Linked DNA regions of Homo sapiens: region 2 is linked to region 1. A link is a loop called in an ENCODE intact Hi-C map of the cell type or tissue named here. Cell type or tissue: GM12878. All regions are shown on one strand.

Evidence for each region. A loop is a pair of places that touch in the nucleus more often than their neighbours do. Peaks named below come from ENCODE experiments on the same cell type or tissue, not always from the same donor. Only the 100,000 strongest peaks of a DNase experiment are listed, where the experiment ranks them.
Region 2: it touches region 1 in a loop (4-fold over the local background); 1 of 110 quality-filtered maps calls a loop at or near these places.

What each region holds. Positions count from the first base shown.
Region 1 is chr3:4,775,481-4,779,480 of GRCh38, forward strand. It overlaps ITPR1 (inositol 1,4,5-trisphosphate receptor type 1), which reads left to right. Exons shown (of 62, transcript NM_001378452.1): 48 at 1,784-1,894. Among named protein-coding and RNA genes, the nearest start is that of EGOT, 26 kb to the left of the region's middle. RefSeq lists an enhancer at 1,164-1,233. In GM12878, no CTCF peak of the experiment used is centred here; DNase peaks (open chromatin) are centred at 1,131 and 1,631; H3K27ac peaks cover 3,817 bases.
Region 2 is chr3:4,887,636-4,891,635 of GRCh38, forward strand. No RefSeq gene overlaps it. Among named protein-coding and RNA genes, the nearest start is that of BHLHE40, 90 kb to the right of the region's middle. In GM12878, a CTCF peak has its summit at 1,705; a DNase peak (open chromatin) is centred at 1,736; H3K27ac peaks cover 1,185 bases.

The DNA of each region.
Region 1 (4,000 bases):
TCCCATTTTGGAAATGTTGATAGAGACTAGTTCAGAAATCACGAAGCCTGTGCCTGTTGGCCTAGGGAGTCAGTAGGACAGGAGGCTGTCTTCCAGCAGTTGAGAAATAGCCATGGTGTTTCATGATACTTCAGAACCTTCCTAATGAAGGACATTGGAGGGACAGTCCATGGTCTCTTTCCTTGGCTAGGTTTGGCTTCATTTGATTTGGTTTGAATGTCCAACTATTTAACTTGATTTCTAGGAGTAGGCAATAAGGCAGGAGTGAAATGAGAACCAAAAGACAGTGACCTATTTTAAATACTAGGGGATTTCAAAGAGTGACTACTGGAAGGGGGTTTAAGCCTAGCTAGAGAGAAGAAAATTACTACACGTGAGACAGCTTGAAAGTAATATAAGGACATTTTTATAGTTGAGATTTAAACATCATGGACATTCAGGGGAAAGAAAGATGAGATAGTCTTGACTTTGGTCTCTCAAAGAAGAATATTTTGGGAGTACAACCCAATAACTTCTTGTCTTGAGTAGAGTCATTGCTTATACATGGCATCTTAAGGATTTTGTGAGTTTTTGCATTGTGCTAGGTTGAGTATGATGTTTTGTTTGTTTGTTTTTGGAGACGGAGTCTCACTCTGTTGCCCAGGCTGGAGTGCAGTGGTGCAATCTCGGCTCACTGCCTCCTGGATTCAAGCGATTCTTCTGCCTCAGCCTCCCTAGTAGCTGGGACTACAGGTGCATGCCATCATGCCTGGCTAATTTTTGTATTTTTTTAGTAGAGATGGGGTTTCACCATATTGGCCAGGCTGGTCTTGAACTTCTGACCTCGTGATCCACCCACCTCGGCTTGCCAAAGTGCTGGGATTACAGGCTTGAGCCACCGCGCCCAGCCAAGTATGTTTTTTAATACCAAATTATAGCTTCATCCTAACTGGAGAGAGACGACCAAGGCTTCAAATGGTCAGTGCTAAACCCAGCAGCCAGGGAAGGTTACTTGTGTGACTTGGGGAGCCAGGCCCTTCATTCAGAGGAGAACGGTTTATGAGAGACAACTCATTGTCTATTAAAAACCTGGTCTCAGTTGTCTGTGAATGTGAGAATAGCATTTTGTGAGATGCACTTTCTTCTCCCGGTTCCCTCATGAAGCAGATGGTGTAGTCCTAGTTAAAATGAAAAGGAACAAAAAAAATACAACAGGCTTGGGGAAAGGCTTTATTTGACATCTAAGTGAATTTCCTTATTACCTCAAGTTTGCTTCTCTGCCAAATAGGGGCCTGTTGAAAGGAACAGATCAGAGTGGATTGTGCTGCAAACGGAGATGTTACCTGGGGGCAGATGATTAATTTTGATATTGTGTGCCTTAAACAGGAAACTTGCTTTCCAAGCTTAAGCCTTAAGCTAAAGTACAAAATACAAAAAGAGTGCTTTAGAGAGAATGGAACACACCTTGAAAGGGGAAAAAGGGTTCAGAACCCAGAATCAGTCATACACCATATTTTCCCTTAAGAACAAAAGCCAACTGTGCTGCATGATTTGGATTAGACACAACCAATTTATCAGTTACAGTGCATGGGGACTTTCCTACTGTTTACTGTTAATTCTGAAACTAGAGATTTTCATCTGTCTTTTATTCTTACCACTTTCTCACGGAAAATTTGCAGCTCTCCCCTAGAGACATTACTGGGAGTGGTAAGCATTGTGTTGAAATAGCAGTTCAGCCTGTTGGCCTTTGACGTCTGATTTATGACCAGCGTTTGTGTGAATGTCTGTGTGTGTCTTTGCTCAGAACTGCATAGCCACCCATGAATCCAATGGCATTGACATCATCACAGCCCTGATCCTCAATGATATCAATCCTTTGGGAAAGAAGAGGATGGACCTTGTGTTAGAACTGAAGGCAAGTAGGAATTAAAAGCAGAAGACAGTCATTTGGAAACAGTCACTTTTGTGTTTTGCCTTGGCACATGCACATGGGCAATTAGTCATGAGAGTAAATATTAAAGATAGTTCTTTAAATGAATGACCCAGGTTGCTAGTGCTGACTACGATGCAGAACTCCAACCTTTCTCTTCCACGTAAGGTATCTCATGAGGGGATAGGAGCTTCTGAACTGTTAGGTCACACAGAATGAAGATTCCTTGCTCCAAGCTAAGAAGTGAATCCCAACAGCATCGAGTACTAAATACCTTGGTTCTGAAAGTCACAAAGAGAGAAACAGTGGAAACGCCATTCCCTCTCTGGTTTCTGATTTTTCCCCATTTGAGGGAAAAGGGCCGGTTGAAGAATAGTACAACTAAGCCTATCTAGGACCAAAAAAAAAAAACCCAAAAAAACAAACATGTATTTTTACTTAATCAAGGAAATACCTTTTTCTCTTTTGTCACTGATTTAGCAGAAGGGTGGTTAATAATGTTGGTTTAAAATAAGGAAAATTACACAAACCAAAAATGTGCCTGCGGGCCTCTGCTGAGTTTCTCTGTATTGTGTACAAATGCGGGACTGCAGGTGACTGATGTGGAAGCCCCACTGACATTTGGACTCTCTATTACTCAAACAGCTTAACGGAATGAAAATCGTGACTTCTAGGTGCTAAACCTGCAGCATTTCCAAGCTGGCCTTTTTTGGATATTTGAGAAATTGATATACCATTCCTGATGTTGACTTCTAAAGTATACCCAGAAAACCCTCCCTTCTATGTAGGGGTTCCATAGGTTCTCTGAGAATCCCATGATTCAGTTTTAACAATTGAGCTTGCAGGCATCAGGTTTCTAAAGTATATTTCAAAACATGTTAGCCTTTCTGGACACATTTCCTTTTTAACTGTTCCCATGTCAGGGCATGTTGAGATTTGTCCTCTATCTGCCCATCCGCAGCAGCGAGCACTTCATCATTATCATGAAAGAGCCTAGAACTACAGGGTTTTGGCTGAAAGGTTGAGCTGTATTTATTGCATGAAGGATGTCATAGGAAAGGTCATTAGGAAAGATGGGAACACAGAAACCTGTGGGAATGGCAGTTATTTTTTCTTTACTATTTAGAACTGAGAGTCCACACTAACAGTCGATTTGGGTGTGTGGTTTAAATGGACTTTTTTTCTGCTATTTTTAATTCCTTTTGACAAATTGTGTTTTAGAGTGAATTTTAACAGATTCAACCTTGTGTACCTGGCCACCATTTATCAGAAAGTCCGAAATAAACAGAAGTTCATGTGCTCCTGGTCAGCATTTGAGTGACTTTTTCAACTAATCCAGTGATCTATGGATGATGATAGAAATTTGTGCCCTGCGATAGCATGATACCCTGACTCAACTGCTGTGACCTAAACTAGGGGAAGAAATAAGACCACTCTCACTGTCCAAAAAAAGAAAAAAAACCCAACAGCTTTCAAGTCCTGTACATAAAGAAGCATACAAAGTATCATAGACCCAGGGCCTAAAATGAAGTCAAGCCAGGAAGTACAGGATGTGGGGTGTGAACATGGGTGTTTTTAATGTAATGGGAAATTAGGGCTTGGCCTGCATACATTGTTCCTTTGGGTCACATTTGTTAACTAGTGTCAGATGTACTCATTATATTAGGGGTTATGAGAGCTAATAGAAATATTTTAAGACAGGGAAGAATTACCTTTATTACCTGTCTTCTCTGGCCTGCAAGGCCAAATAACAGTTTGTAACCACACCTGCCCGGAAGGCAGCACAGATCTGTGTAGTAGCAGCTTCTTCCCAACCACTGTCACCATGAGGGTGACAGTGTATCCGTAAGCACCCACGTGTAAATTCCCAATTTCTTCTAGGACTTGTACCAGCTAACATTAGGGCATAACACACATGCCCTGACAAATATGTGCCTCTTTGTCCGAAATCAGATTCTGCACACGTATCTGGGGTCTGAAGGGGGATGCTCTCTGCCTGGTGCAGATGGATTTTGATGTCCTTAACCCAGAGCTTCCTCATGGGGTGAAATGTTCGTCTGTTTAGCCGGGATGCCTCCCATGTGCCAGTTG
Region 2 (4,000 bases), 110 kb after region 1:
CATACCCTTTAGATTTGCCTTGAGTTAAAAAAAAAAAAAAAAGAAAAATACACACACAAACACACTCTCTCTCTCATTTAAAATAAATATATTTACTTTATATATCTTATATATTCATATATTGCTGGAAGAATACACAAGAAACCAACAACATTGAGCACCTCCAGGTAGGTGAATTGGGATACTGAGAGAACAAAGTTGGGATAGAGACTTTATAATGACACTCTTTTATACCTTTTGGAATTTCCCATCATTTTAAATGTATGACCTGGTCAAAAAATTTAAAAATTAAACAAAATCACAGGCTGGGCACAGTGGTTCATGCCTGTAATCCCAGTGCTTTGGGAGGCCAAAGTGGGAGGATCACTTGAGCCCAAGAATTCAAGACCAGCTTGAGCAACATAGCAAGATTCCATCTCAACAACAACAAAATTTTAAAAATTAGCCAGGTGTGGTGACACATGCCTGTAATCCCAGTTATTTAGGAAGACAGGATGGGAGGATCGCCTGGGCCCAGGAATTCAAGGCTGCAGTGAGGTATGATGGTGCCACTGTACTCCAGCCTGGCAAGACTCTGTCTCTTAAGTAAATAAATAAATAAATACACAGATTTTCAGACCCATCCCTGGATGTTCTGATTCATGAAGCTGGAAGTGGGGCCTAAAAAAATCTGTATTTTTAATAAATTCCCTGGGTAATACCTATGATCAGGTAAGTTTGAGGAACACTGTTAAGGTTGGACTTGATCTTAGAGATCATCTAATCCAGTAGTTCCCAAACCTGGGCATCATCCTTGACTTAATCAGAATGTCCAGGGAAGGGTCCAGGGAAACCAGTGCTTTAAAAAGTGCTCCCAGATGATTCCAATGCAGGCACTGGCTTGCAGCTTGCATTGGGACCCATGACAAGAGTGCCATCCATCACCCAACCAATACACGAATTGCTTCTCAGTATCGTATGCACAGAAATGTCTCCATCATTATTGCAGCTGGCCTTCAAAAGAGCCCTTGGCGACTCTCCCTTCCTGGTATTCATGCCTTTATGTAGTTTCCTCCCACACTGAGTAGGGCTCACCTGTAGAACCCATAGGATATTGTGGGAATGATGGAGCGTGGCTTCCAACACTAGGCTGTCAAAGATATTGTGGCTTCTGCCTTGTTCTCTCTTGGCTTGTCTGCTCTGGGGAAGCCAGCTGCCATGTTACGAGGATGCTCGGGGGCCACATGGTGAGCAACTGAGTCCTCCTGCCAATCACCAGCACTGACTTGCCAGTTACGTGAGTAAACCCTGTTGAAAGTGGCTCCTCCAGTCCCAGGCAAGCCTTCAGTTGACTGCAGCCAGGGCTGACATCTGGACTGCAATCTCATAAGAGATCCTGAGACAGAACCACCAAGCTGCATCACTCCTCCATTTCTGGCCCATTGAAACTGAGTGAAGTAGTAAATGCTTAATATTGTTTTAAACTGATAACAGGGTTTTTTGGGGGGAGGTGGGGTGCAGGAGATTGTCACACAGCCGTAGATAACTCATACAATCATATTTTCCCACAAGTGCATTTCTTACCAGTGGCCCCATTTCCGTTTCATCTCCCGTCTGGAAAAATATTCTCTTCCCCAAGCCTGCAAGTAAGGTATTATAACATATTTGCTTTCACAGGTTGAGTGTTAGTTTAGAGTGCCATCATGGGGCTTTCTAACTTGGGCAGCACAACTTCTCAAATACTGTCAGTTAGCAGTGGGGAAACTCGTCAGTCTTACTTCCTGTGGTTCTCTGTGGCTTGGCTTGAGTGGATGGGGAAAAACCAAATGATCTTTTTTTGTGGTGATGAAGTGCTGAGCCCTTGTCCACTGTAGGCCCAGTTCTGGCATTCTCCATGCCCACTGAGGCCTCTCTCTGACCTTTCCCTACACATAGAAGGCAGGACAACTGTAAATGCTCTTTAGCTTGTGATGTGATGTCTGTGCATTACATCTGCCAGATTCTGGATCTTGACCTGAAAATATTGGTTTCTGTTTTGACAGAGGAGATGGGCACCTGATTTTCATCTGGAAAATGATATGTGTGCAACATTGCCAGTATCAGAAAGAGTATTTCATATGCAATTACCCTCCAAGCCCTAGGAGGACTTTAAGTCCTTGGAAGGAAGCCAACCTACTCACTGTCCTTGATGTCATCTACAAAGTCAGAATGGTAGAAATCACATTAGACTTCACTAACGAATCATCAGCCAAAGTCTTAAAACAAATATGTGCATTTGCTTCATGCCAGCTCTTCCTTTTTTCTGCCAGTTTCTGACAATTATGGTCACTTAGCTTTGATCTCACCGGACACCTGATTATTTAAAAAGCCAAAATCCTAAACCCACTGGTGTTATTCTGCTTGCAGATAAAAGCAAAGGTCCATTTGTGAAACATCAAAAGGAATTAGGAAAATGTGGGATGTGTGTTGCTTGGTGTTGCCTAGCAATATGGTTAGGGCACAGGAATCACAGAGAGGATGAAATTCACAGCCACAAGGAAATCATATTATTCATAATAAACACACACACGCACACACACATCCTGACATCTCTGCAAGAATGTTATAAACTGAGTACAGAATTATAGTCACAAGTAGAATAATCTTCGGAGCACTGAAGAATAAACATTCTAGTTGATTGGTTGCTTATACTTCAATGTCTATATGAGTACATCACTCACTTAAATGCAAAAGCATTAAATGCCTGTGAATGGAGTTTACAATATGTCTCATAGACATGAGCTCTGTCAGTATAAGTAAAACATACATTTTAAACCAAATATATTAATATGTAAAACGATAGGACAGAGTATTTAATATATAAAAACAACTTTAAGCTCTTTCCTCACCCTTATTTCAAAATATCTACGTTTACCATGAATGTTCATAAGGGCGGTGGTAAAAAGCATGACCATCAAAGTCAGGTGCTTGTTTTCAAATCCGGACTCTGCCTTTTGCCATGTGACCATGAATGGGTTATTTAATTTCCCTAAACCTGCGTTTCCTCATCTATCAATTTGAAATGATTGTACTACTAAATTTATAGGGCTGCTGTGAGGATTAAAATAAAGGAATCTGGCCGGGTGTGGTGGCCCACGCCTGTAATTCCAGCACTTTGGGAGGCCAAGGCGGGCAGATCATTTGAGGTCAGGAGTTTGAGACCAGCCTAGCCAATATGGAGAAACTCCGTCTCTACTAAAAATACAAAAATTAGCTGGGTGTGGTGGTGGGCGCCTGTAATCCCAGCTAATCAGGAAGCTGAGGCAGGAGAATCACTTGAACCCGGGAGGTGCAGGCTGCAGTGAGCCAAGGTCGTACCACTGCACTCCAGCCTGGGCGGCCTGAGACTGTCTCAAGAAAAAAATAAAAATAAAAAATTAAAAATATAAGGGAATCTATGTAAAGGATGAGTACAGGGCTTGGTTCTACAAATATATTGGCCTTTCTACTTTTTATTATTAATAGTACTGTATTGTTATGCAGAAGGCCTCTTGATTGCTCTTCAATAAATATAGATACTACCAATTAAGCCAAGAAAATGTTACAGGTAGAATTTTTGCCTGTAAGGGGGCTTTGGGGTGTTAGGAAAAGGAGATTATAGCCTCTAGTCCCTCCCCGCCCTATCAATTGTTCTTCCAAAGTCAGAGCCAAGCAACTTGAGTCCAAGAATGAGACGCAAGCCTCCAACATGGCCACTCACTGACGGAAAACTCCCATTCCATGAGGCTGTTCCATCGTAGGGCTACACAGACCAGTATTCTCCCAGCTCCAGGCTCCCCTCCCAGAACAACTCACTCCTGTATCCTGCATCCTCCCAGGTTACAAATCTGGGAGTCTTCTAAAAGGGCTTCCACCTTTCTTCTTTGTAGCTGACCTTGGAAATGTTCTCAGTTCTGGGTAGAGCTTTAATTTCCTCCGTAAGTACTGCTTTCCCAGGCTATGACTGCTTTGCCAGGTTATGATGATGGGAACCTGCAAGTGT